Linked DNA regions of Homo sapiens: region 1 is linked to region 2. A link is an interaction called in ENCODE POLR2A ChIA-PET data of the cell type or tissue named here. Cell type or tissue: OCI-LY7. All regions are shown on one strand. Links, peaks and the distances in the headings refer to the core of each region. The heading gives the core; the rest is flanking DNA. Region 1 overlaps WWOX (WW domain containing oxidoreductase). Region 2 holds the start of LOC112268165 (a long non-coding RNA gene).

What was found. ChIA-PET counts read pairs that join two places held together with the same protein. Peaks named below come from ENCODE experiments on the same cell type or tissue, not always from the same donor. Only the 100,000 strongest peaks of a DNase experiment are listed, where the experiment ranks them.
Region 1: POLR2A ChIA-PET joins it to region 2 with 6 read pairs; 2 of 35 experiments call an interaction of 5 or more read pairs at or near these places.

What each region holds. Positions count from the first base shown.
Region 1 is chr16:78,396,471-78,404,765 of GRCh38, reverse strand. The region is part of intron 6 of WWOX (WW domain containing oxidoreductase); the gene reads right to left. Among named protein-coding and RNA genes, the nearest start is that of WWOX-AS2, 99 kb to the left of the region's middle. In OCI-LY7, for the core only: no CTCF peak of the experiment used is centred there; no DNase peak of the experiment used is centred there.
Region 2 is chr16:78,792,759-78,801,053 of GRCh38, reverse strand. The region is part of intron 8 of WWOX (WW domain containing oxidoreductase); the gene reads right to left. It overlaps LOC112268165 (a long non-coding RNA gene), which reads left to right and starts at 4,632. Exons shown (of 2, transcript XR_002957855.2): 1 at 4,632-4,878; 2 at 6,685-7,473. In OCI-LY7, for the core only: no CTCF peak of the experiment used is centred there; a DNase peak (open chromatin) is centred at 4,593; H3K4me3 peaks cover 376 bases.

The sequences.
Region 1 (8,295 bases), core at 1,629-5,628, 400 kb after region 2:
TGGTCGGGAAAGTAAGAAAAAGTAACTTCAACCACACTCATGACCTACTAGCCTCACTTCAACATAGTGCCCTTGGATGGAAAAGACGTAAATTAACCCAAGTGTCTCTTGGCAAATTCCCATTTGTTCGTCTGACAAATGAACCATAGTCCCGTCCTTAAGAAATTTAGTTGTGATATGAAAGAAATTTGATAGGCCAAAGTAGAATTTAGCGAACTCCACAAGAGAAAGTGACTATTATTCATACAAATAGAAGAAGGGAAAGACCTGGCAGATGAGGAGGGTTGGGGTGGCATTATTTAAAGAGGGAATTGGTTCTTTCTGTGACCCTCAGCTTCTCACGCCCAAAATGGATTAAGTCATAATAATGGGCCCCAAACCCCTGAAGGATAGAGGTGGTATCTGAAGTCACCTTGTGCTCTCACACCTAGGGTTATGCTTGGCATACAACAGAATTTTGTTGAATTACAAAATCCCCGAAAAATAATAAGATACCACTGGTGAAATCTCCCAGCATCTTTCATCACACTAAGATCACAGTTATCTGTTTAAAACACTGCATACAATCAGTACTTTTTAAAAAACCCCCGAGTCCCTCCCTCTGTTACCATTATCCACAACACAGTCATTTAGGTACCATTTGCTTAATTTAAGGACCATCTGTGTTTATAAAATTGCACTGGAAACGAACTCTTCTATACTTTTTAGCCTCGCCTCGCCCTTTGCAAAAGACTTCTGCTAGGTGGAGTTGCTCTTCTGATTTTCAGTTTTAAAAAATGAATATATGTTAAGATAATACAATATTTGTCTTGGTGAACTTTGGAAAACCCTGCTCTGTGGTCCACAGAGCTCATGCAATTAGGCTGACCTGCAGTGCAAGTAAGTGAAGGTCCATGCAGCCTTCAAACACATCCATGGCTAAGAAGTCAAAAGTATCCAGGAAACTTGAGTGAAGGGCTAGAGCTGGCAGTAAATTACTTGACAATGCCTAGGCAGAACACATTTACTCTTACAACTGAAAACTTTGTCTTTGACTATGCTTTCCTTGTGGGACAATCTGGGGAGCCCCCATGCGAAGCAGTGCCTCATCCAGGGCCTGGCACAGGGGGGATGACTGGTATTTGTCAATAGTGCTTCTATTAAAATAATACCTGGGCCTCCTGAATACATAAAATGCAACCCTCAAAGCATTTTACCCACTTGGTAAGTGGGGAAAATAAAGGCAATAAACAAAGAGCCTTCCTGAAAACACATTAGCATTGCTACAAATTAACATTATATTTCGTAGGCATAAAGCAATACTAAAGCAGCAATACAAGCCATTATTTATGAACTTCTGCAGTATCATGGATGCATAAATTCTGCAGAAAAATCATGGGAAGGGAACATTAATTTTTTAATAACTTTATAGAATAGTTTTAAGTACCAGATGACGATTTCATTCACATCATGCAAAGAGAGTTTATTTAAATACACTTTATACAGTTTTAATGCAGGGAGTGGGCTTTAATAGGTGGTGGCAGAGGTGAATTTACAACTTACAACTTACAAACAATAAGAAAAAAATTGTTTGGGGAATGTGCTTAAGCACGTGGTCAAGTCACTCAAAAAATAAAACATCTCATGCATTTTGTACATCTCCCTTGCCAATGACGACTCTTTCCTCTGTTTTGCCTAGAGATATATGGAGCTGTAATAGAGTTCAGAAGCCCCTGACAGCCGTGTGCTGCCATTCAGACCTGAAAGATTCCATGTTATGATAAAAATTAATGTACTCTGACATCCTCTGGGACTTTCTGGGCCCTGGGAATAGCTAATGAAGAAATACAACCTTGCTGGAGAATGGCACTTGGCTCTGGAGTTGAGGATTAATTCACATGTGGTAGTGGAGTGGTCCCCCTGTCACCAGCTGTAAAGCAACCAGACCCCAGGGCCAATGGGAGCCAGCACTGATTGGTTAGAATTATTTCCGAGGTCAGGAGAAGTCAAATAAGCAAAACGCTTTAACAAAATAATTGAACCCAACTTAGAATCAGCCTGTCACTTCTTAAACCGAAAATGAGTCATGTAACACCTTGTCTCTTGTTGGCTTTGATCGTGGACTTGTAAGTTTCTCCCCAGGAAAAATGCTTCCTGACTGATTGTACCAATACCAGGCACGTCCCAGGGAACTCTCCTTCAAGAGGGGCTCAGAAAGGGGGTTGGTGTTGAGCTTGGGGGAAGTGCTGAAGCCCCCAATTTCTACGGACCTCCAACCCTACTTTCCAACATGTTTACTGCAACCCCCCACCCATGATGTTTACAAATAAGGTATAATAATCACAATAATGTTCATAGCAGCATCTTTTACAGTAGCCAAAAAGTAGGAACAACAGAAATATCCGACTGACAACCAGATAAACAAATATGGCACATCTACATAATGGAATTTTTTTCAGCCATAAAAAGAAATGAAGTACTGATTTTTGCAATAACATAAATGAACCTCTAGAACATTATGCTAAGTGAAAGCCAGTCACAAAAGGCCATGTATTATCTAACTCCACTCATATGAAATGTCCAGAATAGGCAAACAGGTAGAGATAGAAAGCAGACTGCTGATTGCCTTGGGACTGGAGGAAGTAGCGATGGAAAATAACTGCTAATTGTTATGAGATTTCTTTTTGGAGTGATGAAATTGTTCTGCAATTCAAAAGTGGTAATGGTAACGTAACTTTGTGAACGTAATAAAAATCACTCAATTGTACAGCTTAAAATAATGAATTTTGGCTGGGCATAGGGGCTCACGCCTGTAATCCCAGCACTTTGGGATTACAGAGGCAGGCGGATCTAGAGGTCAGGAGTTTGAGACCAGCTTAACCAACATGGTGAAACCCCGTGTCTACTAAAAATACAAAAATTAGCCAAGCGTGGTGGCGCACACCTGTAATCCCAGCTACTCAGTAGGCTGAGGCAGGAGAATCACTTGAACCCAGGAGGCAGAGGTTGCAGTGAGCCAAGATCACACCATCACACTCCAGCCTGGGCGACAGAGCAAGACTCCGTCTCAAAAAAAAGAAAAAAGGAATTGTATTGTATGTAAATTATGTCTCAATTAAAAAAAAAATCCCTGGGCTCTGAGAAATCTTTACTGACATTCTCAAAATGCGTTAAGTAGCCTTCAGTGGGGTTCCTCACCCTTTCCCTAAAGCAGACTTAAGGTCTCTCCAGACTCTTTCCCCTAAATCATATATACTCCCACAATACCAAGACAGGATACAGGTTACAAGATACAGCGAGTTTCATCAAAATAGGTTACTCTTTTTTTAGACAATTGATGGGCTACACAAAGCTACATAGTTCTAGACCAAAACATTATTTCAGCCTATTAGAATTTTGCCATGTCAAGTTGAATTTATTCTCAATATCTGAATTTTAGCTACTTTAAGAAATATTAGGTTCAAAATTTTTAAACTTGGCTTTTCTTAAAATATTCAGTCTTTTCCACTTTGTTAATTTACTATCTTCACTAAATTATGGAAAATGTAGAAAAAAGTGGTATTAGAAAAAATATCTTGCAAAAATATTTGAAATCTTTATTTCTGCACACACATATTTAACATTTTTCCTATGGAAGGTCTATCATTCTCTTCAAAGAAAAAAACAAGGCAGCTGGACATGGCTCATGCCTGTAATCCCAGTATTTTGGGAGGCAGGGGCAGGAGGATCACTTGATTCCAGAAGTTTGAGACCAGCCTGGACAACACAAGGAGACCTCGTCTCTACAAAAATAAAAATTAGCCAGGCATGATGGTGCAGGCATGTAGTCCCAACTACTCAGGAGGCTGAGTGGAAGGATCACTTGAACCCTGGTGGCTGAGGCCATAGTGAGCTGTGATCGTGCCACTGCACACCAGTCTGGGTGACAGAGCCAGCCCTATCTCAGAAACAAGTAACAAAGTGCTATTCTGATATATGAATTGTAGTGTTGATTGAGGGGTAACAGTGTATTCATTGATACAAATTTAATGATCTCTTGGATTTGCTTTAAAATCAAATGCCCAGTGTACACTCCAGAATGATCCCTGCTTTCCTTCCTCCAGTCCTCCCTTCCCTGTTCCCTTTCTACCTGCTTCCTTCCCCCTTTTCCTCCCTCCCTCCCTCCTTAGGATGGTAAGAGGAGAAAAACCAAGCTGGATTCATGGGCCAAGTTGGGAAATAAAATTGTAAACCACAGAAACTCAAAGATTTTTTCCAAGTCTTCCTTCTGTCCAGCCATTCATCCATCCATCCATCGATCCACAATGCAGAACAATTACATTAGAATCCTGGGGGTGACAGCCAGACTGCAGTGTTCGATTCCCAGCTGATTCCTCACACAGCCAAGCTGGGGAACCGCCCTGTCAGTCTCTCAGGAGTTTTCAGATCTGAGGTGGGAAATCGAGGCACTGCTTTTCTATTAGCCTGGTGCATTCCATTAAGACCCATTTCCCAAAGCTGTGTAATTTGTCACCTTATGCATAACTTGTACTTCTGAGACAAACAGAGACCTTTTCCTCCTGTTTTTGGTTATAAATTATTGCATAATATCAGCTCAAATATCTTTTTGATGACGAGTAAGTGACCGAACTATAACAGGAGTTTAAGCTTAAAAGTTAAACTGACGAACTTTACCGCTAATTGAGAGGTCCCGTTTATGTTTTTCTGAATGACAAGGTATGCAATAGATTCTTCAAAAATGAAGACAAGAAAGGACTCACAATATTAAAAACACAGTGCAGTGACAAGTAGCTCAACTAAAAATATAATCTTCCTTGGGGATTTTCAGCAGGCTGCCACGGTGTAGCACCGCTGATTTATTCAAATGTATATTCAAGTTTTTAGGCTGACAAGAATTAGCTTCTCAACAATTTACTGGGAAAAGATGGTTCCCATGTTATTAAAATGTGATTTCAGTGTGGTTTTAGCACAGCTTCTCAACATGTCAATTATGTAAGTGTAGATTCCAAAGTGACAATGAGGGTGGTTAGGATGCTAAGAGGAGAAAAACCAAGCTGGATTCATGGGCCAAGTTGGGAAATATAATTGTAAACCACAGAAACTCAAACCCTTTTTCCAAGTCTTATATAAATCGAGAGTTCTCTGAGAGTAACCAAATGTTGAAACCCTGACGCCGGGGATTTGCTGCATTGATGTCTGCGTGGGTGGTCTCACTGCAGGTCAAAGAGCAGGCTTGATAGACTGGGCTGAGAGGTGTCGCTCCCTGTTCAACCCAACAATGCCAAGCTGGCTCAGTCCCATGATCCATGTCCACTCCAGGGAAGCCCTTACTCTTAACAGAAGCCCTCACTCTTAAGGTTCATAGATTCCTTGTAAGAAAACCTTTGGGTTATGTGCCTAAAATAACTATTGTTGTAACTACGATTACATACAACTATGATTACTTTAGAAGTTGTTTCCCAAGATCTACAAAGGTATAGGCTCCATGCCACCCAAGGAGGTATCAACTCAAGATTCTATCACTGAGAATCGGCACCTTAGAAGTTCAGTTCACCTAACAGTACTATGTGTTTCCATTTTTGTTCTTCCCTCTTCTTCCGTTCCATCCTTCCTGTCTTCCAACCTTCTATCCATCTAGCCAGCCAGCCACCCATCCCCTTCCTTGTACTTACCTCTTGCATCCCCTTCCACCCCTTCCATCCATCTAGCCAGCCAGCCACCTATCCCCTTCCTTATACTTACCTGTTCCATCTTTCTATCCATCTAGCCAGCCAGCCACTCATCCCCTTCCTTGTACTTACCTCTTCCATCCTTCTATCCACCTAGCCAGCCAGCCACCCATCCCCTTCCTTGTACTAGAAGGCAGTAAATGTAATAATTGCAAAGGATGATAAAGACGATGACAATGATGACACAGGTTAAAATTCACTTTTTTATTAAGTATCAGGTACTACGCTTTATAAATATTCAGTTATTGAATCCTCTCAACAACCCAGAGTGGTGTTAGTATCCTTTCCCATCTTTGCTGATGAAATTAAGAATTAGAAAGATTAAGGAATTTGCCAGCGTCACCATCTTAATAAGTTGTAGCACAGATATTACAAGCTAAGACCAAGATGTATTAGCCAAAGTTTCTGCTCCTCTGGAGCTCAGTTTAATGAAGTAAAATCAATATAGAAAAAAGCATCCCCGAAGTATTCCATGTACAATGATTGGGTGTGTTGCTGATGGTCCAAAAAATAACTCATCAACTGTGGTGCCCGGGTAAGAGCAGGTAGAAGGGAGGCTCTGTAGAGGACGTGACACAAGCAATCCATGAATCCAGCTTGGTTTTTCTCCTCTTGCCATCCTAACTACCCTCATTGTCACTTTGGAATCTATGCTTACATAACTGACATGATGATGGACAAGTGGGAGAGGAGCCACACAAGCAAAGGCTCAGAGTCAGGATCCAGAACATAAGCAGCGGAGCAGAGAAGCCTGGGTTGGGGAAGACATGGCCACAGGTGACATGGGAGAAGGGATCAGATCCCAGAGGCCTGGGTGGGCCACAGCAGGAAGTGTAGCTATTTGCAGGTCAGATAGCAGGACATTGCCAAACAGGACAGTGTCAGGGCTGGGTTTGCACTTGAGAGTGATCACGCCATCAATTTGGAGGTATAAATAGCAAAACGACCCCTTGGTCTTCTTCTGTCTACTTGATAAGCATCAATTTGAAGACAAGTAGAAAGAAAGTGGAAATGGACAGTGACATTCACAGTAAATGTATAAAGATGATGCAAATGACAGTCAACAGCTGCCGCTTCAGCTTAAACGAACTCCATGAAGCAGCACCCTCTTGATTGGTTGGAAAATAGTCTGAGTACCTTAACTGAGCGGACGAGAATCTCTTCTGACTTTAACCTCCTTTACACATATTCCAGCAAAACGATTTCCCTTTGGTGATAGAAAATTGGCTGAAAGGCCAGGAGCGGTGGCTCACGCCTATAATCCCAGCAGTTTGGGAGGTTGAGGTGGGCGGATCACCTGAGGTGATCCTGAGAAAAAGGAAAATTGGCTGAAAGAAGCATCTCCTCCAACCTTGAACTGACCTTTCTAATTGTCCCACTAGGCAGTGGCTGTCCATCATCTATTTTACTCATGGGACAAATCTCCTTTAGAAACAATGTTTTTTACATGGTATATTTCCCAAATGAGACAGATCTTTCTGATTCTCCAAGCTACTATGCAAGCTGAGCTCAACAGAAGAAGAGATTTTGGACGAAGTTCTAGCCTTACTGCGTACCAGCTAGCATGAACTTGGTTGAGGTTCTTAATTTCTTAGTCTGTAAAATGTGGTTAATCATTGCACCAGGCTGAACCATTAAACACTGCCATTCTTCTGCCATTTTTTAACCCACTCTTAGAGTCATTATAAGGATAAAATGGGATGGTATGTAAGTGCTTAGCTGTACATGACACATGATAAATAGCTGATAAATATTAGCAATTATTATCATCATTATATGGTTCCATACTCCAATTAGCGCTTCAGTATCTTCGTTATTGAAACAGCACTTAGTTGTCTTATTGACCTGCTTCCCTATATGGTAATATTTCCAAAGCTCAGCAAAGCACACTGTTCCACTTAAACTCTTTCCTCTTCTCTCAGCCGTGAAATATCATGGGGGAGTTTCTTCAAAGAATTGAAATTAACTATGCACACAACATCGACTCTCAACACTTATTTACCTTGACCAGACCTAACATAACCCATTTTCTAAGAAAAACAGAATATATTTCTCATGATGAAAAAGGGTGCTAGTAAAATGAATTTCATTTAAAGGGTCTCTGGGCCACCGTCCAAGGAGTAGTAAACCACAGCTGCCAGGCCAGATACCAAATCCAAGCCACTTCCTGTTCTTTGTAAATAAAGTTTTATTAGGACACAGCCACACCCAGTTATTTATGTGTTGTCCCAGGCTACTTTTATATTACAATAGTCTCATGTAACACTCAACAATGTATTCAACAATGCTTGAATGGTTGCCGCAGAGACTGTCTGGCTGATGAGAGCAAAAATATTTACTATCTGATTCTTTGCAGAAAAACTTTGCCGACGAATGTCTAGTCTAGTGCTTTACATAATCATTATTTAACACCAACAATAATTAACATTATTTGCTATAGCTAAAGGAAGGACATCACCTTGCATGTGCACTGGTGGGATTGTGAGGAGTGGGAAAAGACAACCCTGGGGTAATTGTATCTACCCTCCAAAGCGTGGTTTTTACTCTCTATGGAAGGGAAAGTTGTGTTCAATTTACATATATGACT
Region 2 (8,295 bases), core at 2,606-6,605:
TAGAGAGAGAATGACAACAAAACTGCCCAGAAAAGTGGAGCATGAAATAAATAAACTATTACATGGGGTGATAGTTTGCATTTATGCTCACTTTTTTTTTCTGTTTTTCGAAACTTCCATTTGAGAGTTTGATGCTTAATGGTTATATTGGGGAATGCCTTGCAAAAGCTTTCTAAACTATCAGACTGAGTGTTGACTGACCACAATCTGTCAAGTGAGTGCTGGGGAGGAGATGCTATCTCAAGAGAAGTTTGCTGTGGCTGCTACATGCCTGACACAGACCCAGACACACTGACCTTAGCTAAGAATGCATTTGGGATTTTAGACAATTCCCTCATTCTGAAAAGAGGCCTGAAGTCAGGAACCCCCTAAAATGTTTTCAGTTGAATCTTTGCTGTTCTCAGCTTCCCCTTTGGCCGTCAGCTGCCACTGCAAGCCATTTAGCAAAGGAAGCGAATGGCAAATTCTATCACAGTGGGGACAGATTCTGCATATTAATTCACGTTTGCAGGCTAATTATGACCATATAGGCTTACCCCCGTTCCTAGACCTCCAAATTCGTAGGAGAAAGAAGAAGTGTGGATACCACTTTATTTGGGGCCATTTTCATAGCCAGTGACTACAGGCACCTACACAATCATAGCCTGCAGATATTATATAACGACAGCTGGTCACTCTATTCCAAGCGGAATTTTAAAGCAACATATTTGTCTTTGTGTTAAAAGCACACGGTACACATTTACAGAAAAACAGGCCCTGGCATTTGTCTGAAATACTGTGGCTGAAAAGCTCGACTTTTTTTTTTTGCCATGGAACAATGAACATTTACACAATCATTAAAATCGCATCTACCGCCATATTTTTTCTCCTTCTCAGTTTTAATACATTTTTATAATTGCATTGAAGATATTCTAACCCTGTTTTTAGTGCAAAGATAAAATTTATGAACCGTGACAAACGTATCATCTCAGAGCCAACCCGAAGGATAACAATGTGCTTGATGAAACCCAAGTGTTCCTTCCCTTCTGCCCATTTTAATGGGGAAGGAGAGAAAAAAGAGTTCATCGGAACCTCAGACCTGCAATGCCAGACGCGGGGGAAGTTCCTAACTAGTGCCTGAGATGGAGGACGTATTTCAGGGAAAAGTAGTCATTCACATAGAAATTTTTCTAAAGCTACATAACTGGAACTTTGACTAATATGCATTTAAAATTTGTATATTGGGTATAATTGGGCAGCTTCTGTCAACACAGCCAAAGATATCTAAATAAATTTGTTCTCCCAATGGCATGCCCAATTCCCCCTCTCTCCATTTGTGTACTTTCTTTAGAGAAGGTTTTTGGACAATATTAGAGAGCAGGCAGCATAAAAGAGCAGAAAGGTCAGTATGCAAAGTGCCACAGAACATGAGCTCCAAGGTTCAGGGGGCCGTCCAAAGCCATGTGACCTTGGCCAAGTCCCTCGGCTTCTGACAGCCTCACCCCTCCTCAATTCCATACGCAGAGATTCGGAGTGGACTTTTGGGGTCTAAAATGACATGTGATGACGATATTATTTAAAACAACATAAAATACCTCCAACTTTGAGACTCTATCCCTGGTGAGTAAAATCAGTTTCATAAGAAAACCTTAAATGCTGGTAAGTTCTTAAAAATCCAGCAAGCACAGACGTGTGAGCATGTGTTTGCTAACCCAGATGGACACCATACATTTTTTAAAAGTGATTTTTGTTAGCATCTACCCTGGGGTTTTCATTCCTTCTCACAGACTGTACCCTGCCCATGAACTCTCCGTTAAAGAGACGGCAAGACACAAGCCTAACTCCAGATGAACTTTTCTGCACCGTGTCCCTGTTTCTTTAGAAAGGCAGAGTTTTAAATATTTCCTAACTTCACATAATAGCCTTGCATAAGACACAAATGCCAGGAACCATAATGAAGTGGAGGTAATCTACACAATTTAAAAACACTTATTGTGACAAAATGGATTGACAAGGTATAGACGATACAAGCACATATAAATGAAATGCATCCCACCGGAAAAGCATTTTGCTCACATTGTTGTTTACGGCTCCTGAATTAATAGACCAAGAAAGGCACCACCGGCCCCAACAAAATGCCATAAAACCACTGGCAGCAAGTGGTGTCTCAAACTTTAATTCCCCTGGGGAGAAAAGGACACTGCCTAATCTGTATTCAGTCCTGACATTGGCCGCATCTGATATGGAACATTAGCTTCTAAGTCTCTCAATAGACCAGTGTCCTTCAGTTTATATTACTTTATGTTAATAGTAGAAAAATTACACACAACATCATTTATCATTGTTATACTCTGCTGTACATCCCATAGCTTATTTTAATATATTTATTTACCCCTGAGATGGTGAGAAATTAAAAATATATATGTTTCGAGAAAAACCTATATGGAAAGATCACTGTAAATCTCTTAAAAAAAAAAAAAAAACCCAACAACAACTACCTTGGGGGGAGGGAGGAATATATTGCATAGCTAAGCTTGTGAATGATAAGATGCTTTCTGTCTAAGGACTCAAGTACAGGCTGTACAATAATTTCTGGGGCATGAGTACATAACAAAAAAGCGGCATATTAATGATAAAATAGCTTTTGTTCCCGCATCGCACCAGTTTTTTCATTTGTCGATGACATCCTTGGGTTGTGTTATTAGCTTTTTTGACATCTGACCTCTAGCTAGGGAAAGGCAAGATTTTTTTCTTTTTTTTTCTCTCTCTTGAAAAGCGTCAATCTGAGCCTGACTTCTACTCTTTTTGACCCAGATTCTGGAAGCCCAAAGCATAACTTCAGTTTGGATTAAAAATAACAAGGCTATCCTTTCTTGCTCACGTTGTGGCAAAGGTGCCGTGGCTTTGGTATCATGACCTCTGCGCTCTGGTCCAAGCTCTGTCCTTTGCTCCCTATATAACATGAGCAAGCTACCCCATCTCTCTGAACCTCAGCTTCCCCAGAAACAAAAGGAGAAGACTGGATTCCATGGGCTAAGATTTCTCATAGCTCCAGTGAATTTTTAGTAGACTTTGCTTTTGTTTTTAGAGACAGGGTCTCACCCTGTCACCCAGGGTTGAGGGCAGTGGTGTGACCATGACTCACTACCGTCTTGACCTCTTGGGCTCAATCAATCCTCCCATGTCAGCCTCTTGAGTAGCTAGGACTACAGGCACGCGCCACCACGCGCAGCTAATTTTTGTATTTTTTGTAGAGACAGAGACTTGCTATGTTGCCCAGACTGTTCTCGAGCTCCTAGCCTCAAGAGATCCTCCTGCCTCGACCTCCCAAAGTGCTGGGATTACAGGCATGACCTAACGCACCTGGCCTCCAGTGGATTTTTGCCTGGAGATTTTTCTGGGATATTGTTTGCTACTTATCATAGTTCCTTGAGACTGGACGAATCTTCCTATTTTTCAAATAAGCACATGGAAGCTCAGGAATATTGACATGACTAAAGCCCCAGGTTGAAAAAGCAGCCAGACTGGAGTTGGAACAGTGCCTCAATCCTGGCTGGCACTCTTGTCTTGACTCCAGGCTGCCTCGAGAACATCTCTACAAATTAGAGCAATGGGAATGGGTCTACTTTAGGCATTTGGGGAAATGACTACAAGCTCGTACCTGTCGGGGCTGCCTTTTTATATTTGATTTTCCTTTTTTTTTTTTTTTTTTTTTTACCACTTTGACCCTTAAAATTGCATACCTTGTGTCCTGCATGATTATACAATACAGTCTTGTAATTATGTGTTCTTATTTGGGTCAGAGGTGGCTGACTTGAGATCATGTCTTCCCTTTAGCAGGTTCTCTTCATTCAGAAGCCACTCTCATGGATTATGTCATTTCTTCCACATCCAATGAGGCAGACAGGGCAGGTACGATTTCCCCACTTCTATTGATAAAGAAAGTTGGGGCCCAGCACAGTGGCTCACGCCTGCAACCCCAACACTTTAGGAGGCTGAGGTGGGTGGATCACTTGAGATCAGGTGTTCCAGACCAGACTGGCCAACATGGTGAAACCCCGGCACTACTAAAAATACAAAAATTAGCCAGGCATGGTGGCTCATGCCTATAATCCCAGCTACTTGGAAGGCTGAGGCAGGAGAATCAGTTGATCTTAGCAGGCAGAATTTGCAGTGAGCCGAGATCGCACCACTGCACTCCAGCCTAGGTGACAGAGTGAGACTATGGCTAAAAAAAAAAAAAAAAAGAAGAAGATAAAGAAACATGGGATCAAAGGTTCTTACTGACCAGCCAGAGCTCACACAGCAATGAGTGGCTGGATGGCCGTTGGGAACTGAAGAATGCTTCTGGCTCCTAGCCCAGGCAGGGCCCTTTCTAATACTTTGCAATGATGCTGATAAACAGATATATCTCTAACAAATATGGACAATAACTCCTTCCAAAAGGCAAAATAAAACTCGTATCATTTGTACAAGACCATGCAATTTAAAAGCAATATTGTAAGCAATCTACAATAGAAAGCAAGCCTGAGAAGGCAATGTGTTCACTGAAAACATTTCTCTTGCCTCCTCGAGGCATCACCAGACTACATTTCCCAGAATCCCTTGCAGTTGGTTGTGATCATGTGACTGAATTCTGGCCAATGGGAAGCAGGTGGAAGTGACCTCACTGCTTCCAGGCTTGACCTATAATAACTCCTTGGAAACTTGTACTTTTTCTTCCCCTGTCAGATGTCTGGACTTAAAGGATCCAGCAGAGGATTTGGAGGCTCCAGGGTATGGCTGAGCCCAAGATGTCAAAGTCTGGGTCAGTGAATCACAGTATGGGAGGCCAGTTGCTGAATGTCTATACTAATTGTTACTTCAGCAAGCAATCAACGACAGTTCTAGGAGTTAACAGTTAAGTCAATCCTGATTAAGGAAGAAAGTCCTGGAAGGAAGGCAAGGGGCGTTTCTAAATGTGATAGCTAGGTAGACATTCAGAGCCATTCTCTTAGCCAGTCTAAAGTATTTATTATATATACTGTCTTTGAGCAAATATTGCCACAAACTTCCTTAGTGGGTCTTAGGATATTTAAACATTCACAAAATGTTCTTTGCCTTATCTTAGACATCATCTGATTTTCTTCCTCAATTATCTTCCATTTCGTTCGCTTACTTAAACCTTATACTTTTGTTTCCACTTGACAGTAATAAAAGCCAACATCTATTGCATTTATTGGGTACTCACTATACGCTAGCCACTCTACTAGATACTTTATACTCAATATCTCATTCCATCCTCAAGGACATTAGCTAGATGTCAGTATTGTCCCCATTTACAGATGAAAAACCTGAGGTTGAGAAATATGAGACTTGCCCACTAGAATGAATCCCCAGAGCCACACCCAATGCTGACTGTGTATGTTAATAAAAAAATAAAAATTCAAAAGCCAGAATTATACATGAGTGTTCCATTAGTGAGGCGTGGTGCTCCAAGAAAGCACTGTCCCAGAAATCTGTGTGAGAAATTATACCCTGAATCCTTTTTTTCAGAATTGGGAAGACTCAGCAGTGGACTAAGAAGCCAGGTTTGATGTAGAGGATCTTGTGAGCACTCCATCTAGATGGAGGTTGAAGACAAGTACTAGTTGTAGTCCATGGGTAGCCTTCCCAATTCAAGGATCTCCTTTCCATCCTACTCATTCACAAAACAGCCAGGAAGACAGAAGCATATGGTGTTAAAGAGTCAGCTTTCAGGGGGTTGGACTGCCTGGACTTAAAATCTACCCTCTACTTAAAATCCTGAGTAAATTATATAAAGTATTTATGCCTTTTTTTCCTTACATGTAGAAAGAGAATATCTGTGAAGTGTGAATAACATAATGCCCGCAAAGCACTTAGCACAATATCTGGCACCTTTTGAACACTCTATAAATGTAAGACATTCTTGCTGTCATTATCAATATCATCACCATCACCTCCTCCACCACCAACACCACCCTCGAAAACAGGATATGCTTAAGCACCAACGTCCAAAATGAGTTGGCTGGAAAAATCGCCAGCTCAAAGATCAGTGTTAAGCCTCCAACTCCCATTACTTACAGACTTCCCAAGATGCTTACGTGATGATGATAACATTAATTTATCAACCATAGATATTTGCAGTATGCCAGGCACAGGGCTAACATACAAAAGGCAAGTCATTTCTTTGTCACTAACCCAGTCAAAGTCAGACAGGTGTCAGCAGCCACAGTTGGCAGTTCTGTGCCCTGTGTCTGCACCTTCTGCATTAGAAAGGATCTGCCTATGCTCACAGCCTGAACACATGGGTCTCCATCTTCTCCAGCCACAGCATCACTCTGATAGCAGAGCTAATAATAACAGTAAGCGTAATGACAAAGATAACAGCTGCAGGAATGACAGCAACAGCTATAACTTACCAAGGTCTTGCTATGTGTCAGCCATTGTGCTGACCACATGAAGATGGTACTTTAGTTAATTCTCACAGCAACACTAAGAGGTATTAGGGTTATTACCTCTTAGATATTATTCACCCATTTTTTTGGATGAGAAAATTGGTATTCAGAGAGTTTGGGTATTTTGCCTAAGGACACATAGATGGAAGGATTTGTCATAGTCTTTTGGGGCTTTTATGACAAAATAATCTAAGCTGGGTAGCTTTTATTTATTTTGTTTTTTGTTTATTTGTTTGTTACAAATAAGGCAGCTTCCTGAGCCAGAACAGACCGAGAGAGACTCCTGGGGAGCTTTGAAAAAAAGAAATTTATTTCTCATGGTTCTGGAAGCTGGGAAGTCCAAGATCAAGGAAGCAGCAAATTCAATGTCTGGCCAGAGTCCCGCCTCCTCATAGATTCATGGATATTCTTCTTGCTGTTTTCTCACATGGTGGAAGAAGCAAGGCAGCTTCTGGGGTCACTTTTATAAGGGCACTCATGCAATTATGCAGGCTCTGTCTTCATGTCCAAATCATCTCCCAAAAGACCCCATCTCCTAACAAATGAATGCTGGGGTGACACAGACATTCTGACCACAGCAGGATTTGAATCTAGCCTGCTGTAACCCAAAGCCTGTGTTACTAAGAACTTTGCTATATGGCATGGGTCTTTCTGAGCCCTACCTGCCCTACATCCTCTTCTATATCAAAAATTTCACTTTTTTTTTTCAAATATTTTATTTTTTGTAGAGATGAGGAGGTCTTGAACTCCTGCCCTCAAATGATTCTCCTGCCTCGGCCTCCCAACGTGCTGGGATTACAGACGTGAGCCACCTTGCCCAGCCAAAAATTTTCATTGTTTCTAACCTGGATTCCTCTTCAAACCCTTCTAGGCAATGTTTATCCCACTGCAAGGATGAGTTGCATTTGCAACATTTCTGAATGTAATTATAAGTTATTTCCATAATGGCTGAATAGTCTGAAAAAAAGTTTTTTTTGCTGTGTGCTATGTAGGCACATTGAATAATATTTAAACAATAAAGGTTACCTCTTATGTACTACAGCTGTGTTTTATGCTAATAACCAGAATCATTTAATCATTATGAGCTAATGACCTGCAAAATTTCATTTAAAAAATGAAGCCATATCTGGGTCTCTGGAAAGCAAAACTGGATAAAAAATGAGGAAAGTCAATGTTCAATTTGTATTCTTGAGTGGAGAGCAGCCGTATAGTCTGTGCAGTTCCATACCAAGTTTGAGCATTTAAACAGAGGCAGGGGCCTGGCATGGTGACTCACGCCTGGAATCCCAGCACTCTGGGAGGCTGAGGCAGGCAGATCTCCTGAGCCCAGGAGTTCCAGACCAGCCAGTGCAACATGGCAAAACACCGTCTCTACAAAAAAATATAAAAATTAGCTGGGCATTGTGGTCCCAGTTACTTGGGAGGCTGAGGTGTGAAGATCACTTGATCCCATGAGACAGCAGTTGCAGTGACCTGAGATTGCATCACTTCACTCCAGCCTGAGCAACAGAGTGAGAGCCTTTCTCAAAAAATAGATTAGATATAGATACAGATATATAGATAAGATGAAAGAAAGAAAGGGGGCAGCGGGGGCAAGGAAATTCCGCATCTTAAGGGACTTAATGGTATCACTTGAGCACCAACGAAATAAAGAGATTTCCTATTGCATTGCCATGGTTATCAAGGTTTGGGTCTGCGTCTTTCCTTCTGTCTGTACAGCACTCTGTCCTTCTAGTGTGGATTCTGTTACTGCTAAATCCCCGGGGTGAGCAGAGAGCAGAGCTGTGGACAATCAGAGCTCCCTGCTGGCAATCTTGGTGAGGATCCTGGCCTTCCTTGGCTTTCCCACCCTGAACCA